Regions from separate parts of the Homo sapiens genome. Here all the other regions are linked to region 1. A link is a contact called in ENCODE Hi-C or POLR2A ChIA-PET data. All regions are on one chromosome and are shown on one strand. The core of a region is the stretch at or near the end of the contact, and the rest is flanking DNA. Distances in the headings are between cores, read along the strand shown.

The links. A loop is a pair of places that touch in the nucleus more often than their neighbours do. ChIA-PET counts read pairs that join two places held with the same protein, here RNA polymerase II (POLR2A). Pooled maps may share reads with other maps.
Region 2: a loop to region 1 is called in a pooled map, with 2.3 times the contacts of the local background. The contact joins two enhancer-like sites. A Hi-C loop is called at or near these places in 3 of 50 pooled maps. POLR2A ChIA-PET finds 5 or more read pairs at or near these places in 2 of 52 experiments (GM12878 and HEK293).
Region 3: a map of CD4-positive, alpha-beta T cell shows a loop between it and region 1 (5-fold over the local background). The contact joins two enhancer-like sites. A Hi-C loop is called at or near these places in 3 of 168 maps with a recorded cell type or tissue (CD4-positive, alpha-beta T cell, Caco-2 and naive thymus-derived CD4-positive, alpha-beta T cell) and 7 of 50 pooled maps. POLR2A ChIA-PET finds 5 or more read pairs at or near these places in 1 of 52 experiments (activated CD4-positive, alpha-beta T cell).
Region 4: a loop to region 1 is called in a pooled map, with 8 times the contacts of the local background. The contact joins two enhancer-like sites. A Hi-C loop is called at or near these places in 2 of 37 single-sample maps with no recorded cell type and 9 of 50 pooled maps. POLR2A ChIA-PET finds 5 or more read pairs at or near these places in 2 of 52 experiments (activated CD4-positive, alpha-beta T cell and activated naive CD4-positive, alpha-beta T cell).

The regions. Positions count from the first base shown.
Region 1 is chr5:110,751,084-110,753,732 of GRCh38, forward strand. All of the region lies in intron 5 of SLC25A46 (solute carrier family 25 member 46), which reads left to right. Among named protein-coding and RNA genes, the nearest start is that of SLC25A46, 13 kb to the left of the region's middle. RefSeq lists an enhancer at 1,472-1,731. Within about 2 kb of position 1,333, at least 3 of the 41 ENCODE cell types and tissues checked have a DNase peak (open chromatin) inside an H3K27ac peak, as active enhancers do.
Region 2 is chr5:109,856,142-109,858,790 of GRCh38, forward strand. The region is part of intron 20 of MAN2A1 (mannosidase alpha class 2A member 1); the gene reads left to right. Among named protein-coding and RNA genes, the nearest start is that of LINC01848, 26 kb to the right of the region's middle. Within about 2 kb of position 1,355, at least 3 of the 41 ENCODE cell types and tissues checked have a DNase peak (open chromatin) inside an H3K27ac peak, as active enhancers do.
Region 3 is chr5:111,549,421-111,552,069 of GRCh38, forward strand. All of the region lies in intron 1 of STARD4-AS1 (STARD4 antisense RNA 1), which reads left to right. Among named protein-coding and RNA genes, the nearest start is that of STARD4, 38 kb to the left of the region's middle. RefSeq lists an enhancer at 1,013-1,092. Within about 2 kb of position 1,336, at least 7 of the 41 ENCODE cell types and tissues checked have a DNase peak (open chromatin) inside an H3K27ac peak, as active enhancers do.
Region 4 is chr5:111,336,634-111,339,282 of GRCh38, forward strand. All of the region lies in intron 1 of CAMK4 (calcium/calmodulin dependent protein kinase IV), which reads left to right. Among named protein-coding and RNA genes, the nearest start is that of CAMK4, 110 kb to the left of the region's middle. Within about 2 kb of position 1,343, at least 2 of the 41 ENCODE cell types and tissues checked have a DNase peak (open chromatin) inside an H3K27ac peak, as active enhancers do.

The DNA.
Region 1 (2,649 bases), core at 83-2,582:
ATAATTTTGGTGATAAGGCCCACTCATTAATTCATTCATTTACTTGGCTAACATTTCCTGAGTACTTACTATGTGCCAGGTTCTGTGCTAAAAACCGGGTTTACAGTGAGGAAAATAAACAAAAGGTAACTGTTGCCAGGAAGCTCAGAATCTAATAAAAGTACATTCACTAAGAACAATAATTCCATTAATGAATAATTGCAAATTGAAATTTGTTTTCTGAAGCAAAAGAATATAGTTCCATGAAAGTATTAAAGGGCTAGAAACAGTGTCCCTAGTAACATGACACTTAAGGTAGATCAGAGTGGTAATTAGGAGGTACATACCAGTTTGTACAAAAATGCTGTTGCAGTGGGGAGCCTAGAGAATTCAGGTGTAACTGAGAGAAGCCTCACATGGCTGGAGCTCTGGCCAAGGGTAAGGGTACAGAGCAGGTGGGAGCCAGAACATGTGTGGCCCTGTAGGCCATTTTAAGAATATTGAAGAGGTTCAGTAAGGTCAGTGACATCAGATTTGTTTTCAAAGGGTCATTGTAACTGTAGATGAAAAGGTTGTATGAGGACCAAAGTGAATAAAAGGAGACATCTTAGTATTCTATTACAATAATAAAGGTAAGAAAAGATAGTGGCTAAGATCAGGGTGGTATCTTTTGAGATAGAGGTAAGTGGACAGTTTTGAAATATACTTAGGTCAAACTGAGGGAATTTGGTGATGCTTTAGGAATGGTAGATCAAAGAGAAGGCAGTATGAAGAATGACTTCTTGTATTTGGGCTTGTGTAACTAGTTGTCAAATGAAGCTGTTTTTTTGAAGTATAGTGTGAATATCTTTTAAAAAATTATTTATTCTTCTTTGGGCAGATTTGACCTTTCCTATTAATGGGAAGAAGGCAGAGTTTGTTTCTGTATCCTATTAATGGGAAGAAGGAGCAAACAAGGTCACAAAACATTAACAGCAGTTCACAGAAGCTACTACATGAGGAGGATGAGCTCTGAGGTCTCCTAGCCTGGGGTTTTTTAATTGCGTAACATTTACTAGGTAGAACAGGGGAGATAGTACAGATTTGCCAATATTTAGGGGTTTTTAAATACAGTTTATGATCAAATCAAAGAGAAAAACAGCAGATCTCTAGTGTTCATTAAGTCAGCAAATTTATAATTTCTCAGTAGTATTACTTTTTAACAAATTATATATTAGCCAGGATCGTCATGTGTGATCTCTTTAGCAGTAGATACTGCTAAACCCTTCCCTGTTCTCTCTCCCAGTTGCAGTGAGTTAAACCATGTGTCGTTCTACCCCCACAGTACCCTTTACTTAATTTACATGTGGCTTTTTTCAGACTGTTAACGCGAGGTAGGAGTTCCTGTAACCAAGGCTACCTGTGTGGTTCAGTCTCTCACAAAACCCATTTGGTTCAACTCCAACTTAGTTTTGACTCATCACACATCTGTGGTTATACCACTGTAAACATCTTGTAGTTTTCCTCCAACGGTTCCCTCCGAATTTGCTTATTTTAAACACACGTTATTTTAAACACAATGAAATCTTCCTCAAATTCAATAGATTTCCTTTCTGATTAATAGTTCCTGAGTAGGGAACACTGAAAGAGTTTAAGTAGAAAAGAAAGATTTTAAGTTGGACTTTAGTACAAGTGCATTTTCAGATCTTTTATCATATCCAGATGGAGTTGTCTGTAGGCACATGATATGGGGCTGGCATATAAAGAATTCTTAACTGAAGGTAAATTAATTTGGGAGATTTTGAAGCTCTAACCCTAGATATGAGCGTCGCTAGGGAAGAAGGATACACTATGGTAGAAGAATAGAGTCTGAACCTTAGGAACTCCAACCAAGGGGTGGCTGGGTTAAGAAAGGTGGTCTTGAAAAGGAGTCAGGAGAGACCAGAAGGCAGGATAAAAACCAACAGAATGGGCTAGTGGAGCACAGGGGCAAAGAGTGCTTCAAGGAGAGAAGAGGCTCTGATGGCTGCTGAAATGTCAAATAAGGTAGAGACTTAAAAATGTCCATCAGATTTAATGACATGCAGATTATTGGAGACTTTGGTAAGAGCTGTTTTTGTTCAAAACCAATTTGAAGTGGGTTCAGAGGTGAGTGGGAAAGTACAGACGTGGAAACAGAAAGTTTAGATGGTTGGCTCTGACTAGGATTGATGAAGAGAGGTAACTGGAAGATGAGGGGTTTAGAGTAGGTTGGGGTAAGTTTTTTTTTTTTTTTTTTAATTAGGATAGCTATTTGACCATTTGAAAATTAAAGACTGCTGAGACAGAGTTATTTTAGAATTTTATTGCCTTTTTTGTGTTGATTATGCATAGGAGTATGTGTTTTGATTTGTTAAATGAAAAACTAGACTGTTTTGAGAAAAGCAAGGTACTCGAATAAATTTTATTAATTTTTTCGTTCATTAGGGAGGGCATTTTTTGCTTGGAAATAGATAATTTAGATATATTTACATGTTTGGTATTTGATAATGAATTATAAAAAGGTTTAGTGACTGAAGCTTTTAAGTATGCTTATTTAAATTTCTAGAGCTGTAACAGTAAATTTTACCCATTTTATAAAGTAGTAGAGAACAGATACAAAGAAGAGTCCCAAAAGCATTTTTTTAAATACTTGGTTTTAAGTCTCCTTTT
Region 2 (2,649 bases), core at 105-2,604, 890 kb before region 1:
CAACTTTATGTCTAAGATATAGGAGAAAAAATATAATTTTTTTTTCTTTATAGATTTTTAGTTGAGACAATTTTGAAAGCAAAGGTCAGATAAACAGGGGAAAAATAGCAATAGTATATTGTACATGCTATACCTGTCACTTGGGAGAGGCCTAAGTTCAAAAGTATTTTTTTCCCAAGGCAGTGGTTTTGGCACCTTGCCTAAATAATGTTTTAACAAAGAGCCATAAATCCTCTAGAGACAAGACAAAGAAGAAAGCACCTTCAGGCTTCCAAAAGGTAGGAAAATGTGGGAGGATAAATTTATGGGAAGAGTGAAGTCTGCTCCTAGATGCTCTGGCACTGCTGTCTCTTAGCTAATTAGCAAGCCTTGTAAAGGGGCCTGTCTTTAGACTAGAAAAGGCAGAGAGGAAGGGATGAAGACCTCTTGTATTTGTAAATTGCTGTCCTGCCATCAAGCAGGCAGAAGAAGGGACAGAATGGCCCCCTGGTTTTTTTCCTTCTTCAGCTCAATAATCCTCAGTTTTTTGAGAGAGAAGTATTTTGGTTTCCTTCAGAGATAAGGAACTTATGCTTGGCTATGCAGGCAAACATATATGACTTATAATAATGACTACAAGCAAATGCTCGAGGCGTGTGTGCGTGTGTGTGTATTGAAAGGCTTTTTAAAATCATTATCAGTGAACTTGCAGGATTTATTTCCTACCCACTACATGTCAGTTACTGCCATAAAACACACAAATGCCCCTGCCCTTCTAGAGCTTAGATTCTAATGGGAGGAGAAAAACAAGAAAAAGTAAGAGAAATATGTAATATGTTAGATGGTGTTAAGTGTTATGAAGGAGTAAAAAGGGAACAGCCATTCAAAGGAGGTAACACAATTTTGATTAAGGTGTGTAGAGAGGGCCTCACAGAGGTGATAATGGAGTAAAAATCTGAAGAAGGTCAGAGAATAAGAGACTCCTGCAGATTTCTGGGGGTAGAGTGCTCCAGGAAAAGAGCAAGTGTGAAGGCCCTGAGGCCGGAGAGATATGTGGCCAGAACAGAAGCTCCATGAGAGCTATGCTTGTCCTTTATTCATGGCTATATCCCCGTGAAGAAGAGTGTCTGCACATAGGATCTCAAAAACTATTTTGAATCAGTGAATTGTGTAGATGTTTTTTCTAGGATTCTGCTGTGGTTTTTTGTAGGTCTACATTTTGGCTCCCCGAGGTGTCGTGTCATAAATTCATGAGCTAAAAGAAACAGAAAGAATAGAGTGGAGGGCATCAAATACTCTGGGCTTGAGGTTACCACCACCCAGCATAGATGGTAGAGGACATCAGCGACCTGAAGAACCCAGAGGCTTCTGGGGAGGATGGGCGGTCACCATCCCTTAGCCTCACTTCTAGGTGGCTCCTCCACTGTAGTTGTTTTAAATGTGATTGTTTTCTGGAAGCAGCTGGAGCTGACTAGAGTCAGTGAGCATAGGGTTTTACCTTCTGTAAACGAAGCCTGGAACTTGTTTTTTATGTCACCTTTTTTTGTGGTTACTCACTTCTTCACATCCTTCCTGCTTTTGACTATTTTCTTGTAATACAAATCTAATCACTTCTCAGATGAAAAATCCCGTTGCCTACTGAATTGGTTCAGACACTGAGCATTCAGGTCCTCTGCAGCCTGGCCTCTACTTACTGCAGCCACCTGGCTTCCCGTTGCTCTTCGTGCCTTTGGACAGGTGGGCCACCCTCCCTACCTGTGGGCTGAGTGACTGCTGACTCAGCTACCATTTATAACATGAGGCTAATGTCACGTATTGCTGTGTCAGGTCTTTTGCTAAAAACAGACGAAATCCTATTGTGAAAGCCTTTTGAGAACAAAGGCACTCTGTAAACATACCTTGTTATCCTAATGACACTTACTCCAACTTGGTTGCAGATTAGGGTTTTAGCAGAGGGAATAGAGAGCAACTTAACAACATAAAGATTTGACCAAGAAGATTAAAAACTGAAATGTTAATAATGCCTATTGATAACTACCATGCTGGCTCATAATCAGAACTAAATACTTGGCAGTTTTGCATTATCATATCAGTTGGTGCCAGTTCCTGTGTTAGCCTTTGACTCTTAGCACATATTTATAACAGTTGTTTAAAAGCCCACTAGTAATCCAAAGGAAGGACTGGTCCATTCAAAACCACTTCTTTAAAGAATTCCCTAACCTGATAATAGAAGGATAATCATTGAAGGGAACTGTTGTGGGTATTGATTCAAAGAAAGCTGTACTTACAAAATGTCCAGTGTAATTCCATGCTTATACTAAAAAAAAAGACCAAAATGACTCAATGAATAAGTACAGAAGCCAGACCTAAGCATTTTGGTTTGGGTTCCTGTTTCTGTGTGCTGGAAGCTTCCAATGTGCAATAATGGGCTGTTCATTTGGAGAATGCAACTCATTTTTCCCCTTGAAATAATGTCAAAATAGACATAGGTTCCAAGCAAGACCTGAAGTCTGCATTGGCCTGTATTTAAGTAAGCATATTCCTAACCACCACAGTATTTCATGAGAAATGTGTCTGAAGGCCACCTTAGCATGATAAGGACGCATGTCTTCCTGCCTGACCAACTCCTTCAGCACCATGATAGAGAGTGCCCTTGCTTGGCCCTCTGGG
Region 3 (2,649 bases), core at 86-2,585, 800 kb after region 1:
CCAAGGAATTGCACCAAATGTGTATGCATTAGCAGTTAAGAAGAGCGTGTGCAATGTGAGTGAATGGAGTCTGGTCATTTGTCATCCAATGCCTATTTAGCACCTGTTATGTGACAGATAACAGGCCGGCACTCGGATCATAACCCGGAGCAACATAGTCAGAAACAAACACAATTTCTCTCCTTGGTAAGCCTGGTCTGTTGGGAGGTTTTGATAAGTAAAAAGAAGACTGAGAGGCCGGGAGCGGTGGCTCACGCCTGTAATCCCAGTACTTTGGGAGGCCGAGGTGGGTGGATCACCTGAGGTCAGGAGTTCAAGACCAGCCTGGCCAACATGATAAAACCCCGTCTCTACTAAAAATACAAAACCTAGCCAGGCATGGTGGCAGGCGCCTATAATCCCAGCTACTCGGGGGCTGAGGCAGAAGAATCGCTTGAACCCGGGAGGCAGAGGTTGCAGTAAGCCGAGATAGCACCATCGCACTCCAGCCTAGGGGACAAGAGCAAGACTTCATCTCAAAAAAAACAAAAAAGAAGACTGAAAAAACATCAAAGAGATCTATCAACTTCTTGCTTGGAGGATGAGAGCAACCGTACCCAGACTTTCAGGTTGAGACTTAAAGGGTGATTAAGATTTGGAGAAAATTAAGAAGCATAAGCCAGGTATGGTGGCTCACACTTGTAATCTCAGCGCCTTGGGAGGCTGAGGCAGGAGGATTCCTTGAGGCCCAGAGTTTGAGACCAGCCTGTGCTACATAGTAAGACTTTGTCTCTACAAAAAAATTAGCTGGATATGGTGGTGTGTGCCTGCAGTTCTGGCTACTCAGGAGGCTAGGGCAGGAGGACTGCTTGAGCCCAGGAGTTGAAGGTTACAGTGACCTATGATCGTGCTACTACTGCATGGTAGCCTGGGTCTTGCACATTTAGGAAGATTTGGAAGAATGCCCAAGTAGGGTGCAAGCAGTATGCTCAGGACACTCATTTTGCCTGACAGAGAACTTTAGGTTACCTGTGCTTAGAAGCACACAGCTACAGAAGGACAAGGGCAAGTCACTGGTGATGTGCCTTCTTACCAGAAGGAGGGCACTCTTCATGCGGCATGTTGCTGCCCATACCTTGGTCACAAGAAAACAGAGAAGTAGACCAGTTCAACCACAGTGAGAAGAGAGGAGAGAGCATATCTATTTGAAGCCTGATGACTGAGGCTTTATAGGACAAGTGAATCTTCACAATTGTGCCTTGTGAAGGCAACCGGGTATAAGGTCCCTTTCCTTGCAAGATAATTAATAAGATCCCCACAAGAGGGCGCCCTGGTAGAAGAAAGTCCTGGCTCATCCATTCACATCCTGTGCGCCTGACTCACTAAGCTCCCTCGGGGTAAACCAGGACCTTCAGAGAGAGGCCCCAACACGAAAACATCCCTGATGATGAAAGTAATGGACACTGGCCCACTGAAGTTCCTGGGGAGCTGAATCACAGGTGTTCTTGTGATTTCACAAACAAAAGACTCCTCTTATAGCAGCAGTGCTCTATTTTCTCCTAAGTCATATTCTGTGGGAGCCTCCCACTATTTGTAACAGTACTCATTAAGTTCGTACTTAACAAGTAAGCAATGAGCTGCTGTCTTTGGCCTCTAGAAAGATTCAAGGTGAACCTTTTGTCTTCTTTCATTTCACACCATACACATCAACATCAGATCTGCTGCAAGACCAAGAGATTGTATATTATTTTAGGTGAAATAATACAGTCATTTAGGCATCCCTTAGAAATATGCCTAGAAACTAAAGTCCCTTAGAAATTAAAGTCACTTAGTTTCTTAGTGATACTATCTTGGAATTCCCACCCATTTCCTCAGGAAGTGCTATTAGCAGTACAGGATGCAGAATTTAGTCTAATGAGCAGACAACATTGTGGGTGTTTTAAGAGCAGGCTGTGTCTTGAAAAAACAAATGGACCTGTATTTTTCTTTGACTAAAGGCCCCTTATTGGAAAGGTGCTCCCCGCTCCCTGCAGGTGTTGTCATGGTAACATGTGATAAATAATGGATATTAACTGATAAGGCCCTTACTTCCCTAGGCTCTTTCCAACTCTCTAAGAATGTTCTCACAATTTCATATTGTAATTCTGTATTGTTTTTCTTAGAGTCCCAAATTATATATGTTTCATGCTGCTCCCACAAAACCTTAGTTCCCCAGGTGTTAATTTTATGACAGCATATCTAACTGCATCCTCTGAGCAGCAGAGCACCTGTCAGTCTCTGCTAGATTGAACATGTCTAGGACAATAGCAATTGTTTCCAATTGTACGCATTTCCACCACCTTTTCTCCCCTGGTTTTTCTTTAAGCGACTGTTGTATCAAAGCGAAGGAAGGAAGTGACTAAGAGAAGGAAATTATGCCTAAGTCATTTTAAAAGGGCATTTTTCAAACGACAAAACTTTTTCCCAAGCAGGGGTTTCAGGCTAGGCTAAGGACAGTGTGGATCGAAACACAGATCCTTAAGGAGTTGAATTTCTTCTTTGCCGTGCTCCTACTCCTCTGCATACAAATTGTTCTTTGAGCTTTCACTAGTTTTCCCATTGTCTTCTCTGCATTCCCAAGCTCACTTAATTCATGGTCTGTCTGCCTCTCTGTCTCCTTTTTTCCTTAGC
Region 4 (2,649 bases), core at 93-2,592, 590 kb after region 1:
TAAGACAATGATTTATATATGGAATTTATTGATAGGTTAATTGAATGTGATGAGGAAATTAAGAAATGGATGCCATTTAATATTTTTTATGTGAATTTTTGAGTAACATTAATTTTTCAATTTTATTTTCCATAAGAATGAAAATTAGATTTTTAGTTTTCTTCTGTTTGAAAATCTTTCTCTTATATTTTTTCTTTTTTTTAAAATTTCACCACTTACTGTTAAATGAACATAGAATGGGTTGAATGCTATAAGCCACATTTTGGTAATGTGGTTTTTAATATTTTTAAACAATATAGTTCTTTTGGAAATTTTTTTTTACTGTATTTTCATTGAACTATAATTTCTGGACAGTAAATTTCACCTATTTTATTGCAGTTTTACTTGTTTTTACAATTGTATATAGTTGTGTAAACACCATAACAGTCAAGATATAAAATAGTTCTATCATGTGAAAAAAATTCCCCTATACTACTTTGTAGTCAATCCCTCTCCAACCTGTGAGAGTATTATAAATGAGATTCAACCAAGTTGTTTTGTGTACCCTCATTAATTCCTTTTTTATTTCTAGGTAGAATTTCACCATATGGATGTATCACAAATTGTTAATCCACTTCACAGTTGAGGGATAGTGAAACTGTTTCTAGCTTTTGGTGATTACTCATAAACCTGCTGTGACAATTCAGGTTCAAGTTTGTGAGTGAACATTGTTTTGATCTTACTTGAGTAAATACCTAGAAGTGACATACATAGGTCATATGATATGTTTAACTTTATAAAACATCGTCAAGCTGTTTTCAAAAGTGGCTATACCATTTTGTATTCTTACCAGTGATGTGTGAGAGTTTCAGTTGCTTTGCATCCTTGCCAGCCTTTTTTTTTTTTTTTAGGTCATTCAAATAGTGTTGTTGAAGTCACAATAAAAATATAAAGACACATCTCTAAATTTAATGTTTTATTTGAGAAGAAATAATTGCAATTTGGGGTGTACTTTCAGACTAGGTGGTCTTCAGTATGTCAAAAGAACAAAGAGGTTGGAGGTTGTATAAAAAGTAGAAATGTTATATATTGCTTTTTGAGAAAGGTCATTGGCACTAGTAAGGTTCTGAGGAACTGATAAGCTCTGATCGGTGAGTGACAGCAGTGGGCCAAATTAGTACTAAAGTTGCAGCAGTTACAAAGAAAACTGGTCTCTAGTTACAACAGGCAAGTTTCAGCAGCCGGACTTGTAAAGAACTATGTTTTTGGAGCAATGTTATGTGTCCCTAATGTCTTGCCCTGCTGCCTCTAGACTGTTTTAGTTGGGTATGAAAAGGATAATCCAATCTGTGTAATCAGCTTTCACAATGTGTAGTTGCATCTTCATGTGATTTTAGTTTCCATTTCCCAAATGACTAATGATGCTGTGGATCTTTGCATGTTCTTGTTTGCCAGCCATACATTTTCTCTGGTGAAGTATATGGTCAAATCATTTTTCATTGGAAATAATTATATATTTTTATAGTGTAAATATGATGTTCTAAAATATGTATACACTGTGGAATGACTAAATCAAGCTAAATAACATATGAATTACCTCATTTTTAATGGTGTAAATTAAAATTTACTTAGAACTTAAGAACTACTCAGTAATTTTCAAGTATACAATACATTATTATTAACTATATTATTAAGAGCTCTTGCATTTGTTCCTCCTGGCTAATTAAACATTTGTATCCTTTGAGTAACATCATATCTCCCTAGTGTCTCCACTCCAATCCTCTGGTGGTTGTAGGTTGTCTGTTAACTCTGTTGATACTTTACTTTATTTTGCTGTGCAGAAATTCTTTAGTTTAATTAGGTCCCATTTGTCAATTTTTGTTTTTGTTGCAACTTCTTTTGAGGACGTAGGCAAAAATTCTTTGCCAAGGCCAATGTCCAGAAAGGTGGTTCCTTGATTTTCTTCTAGGATTCTTAAAGCTTGAGGTCTTACATCTAAATCTTTAATGCATTTTGAGTTAACTTTTGTATATGGTGAAAGGGAGGGTCCAGTTTCTTCTCCATATAGCTAGCCAGCTATCCTAGCACCATTTATTGAATAGGGAGAACTTTTCCCATTGCTTGCTTTTGTCGAATTGTTGAAGATCCGATGGCTGTAGGTGTGTGGCTTTATTTCTGGGTTCTATATTCTGTTCCATTGGTATATTGTGTCCATTTTTAATACCAGTACTATGCTGTTTTGGTTACTGTATCCTTGTAGCGTATTTTGAAGTCCAGTAATGTGATGCCTCCGGCTTTATTCTTTTTTGCTTTGGCTATTCAGGCTCTTTTTTGAATGCATATGAATTTTAGAATAGTTTCTTGTAATTCTGTGAAAAATGATGTTAGTAGTTTGATAGGAATAGTGTTGACTCTATAGATTGCTTTAAGCCATATGCTTTGCCCATGTTTTAATTGAGTTACTTAGTTTTTTACTATTGATGTGTTTGAGTTCCTTATATATTTTGCATATTAACCCCTTATCAGATGTATGGTTTAAACATATTTTCTCCCATTCTGTAGGTTGTCTGTTTTATTCTGCTGATTGTCTCCTTGGCTGTGCAGAAGCTTTCTAGTTTGATATAATTTCAGTTATCTATTTTTGCTTTTGTTAGCTGTACCTTTGAGGTC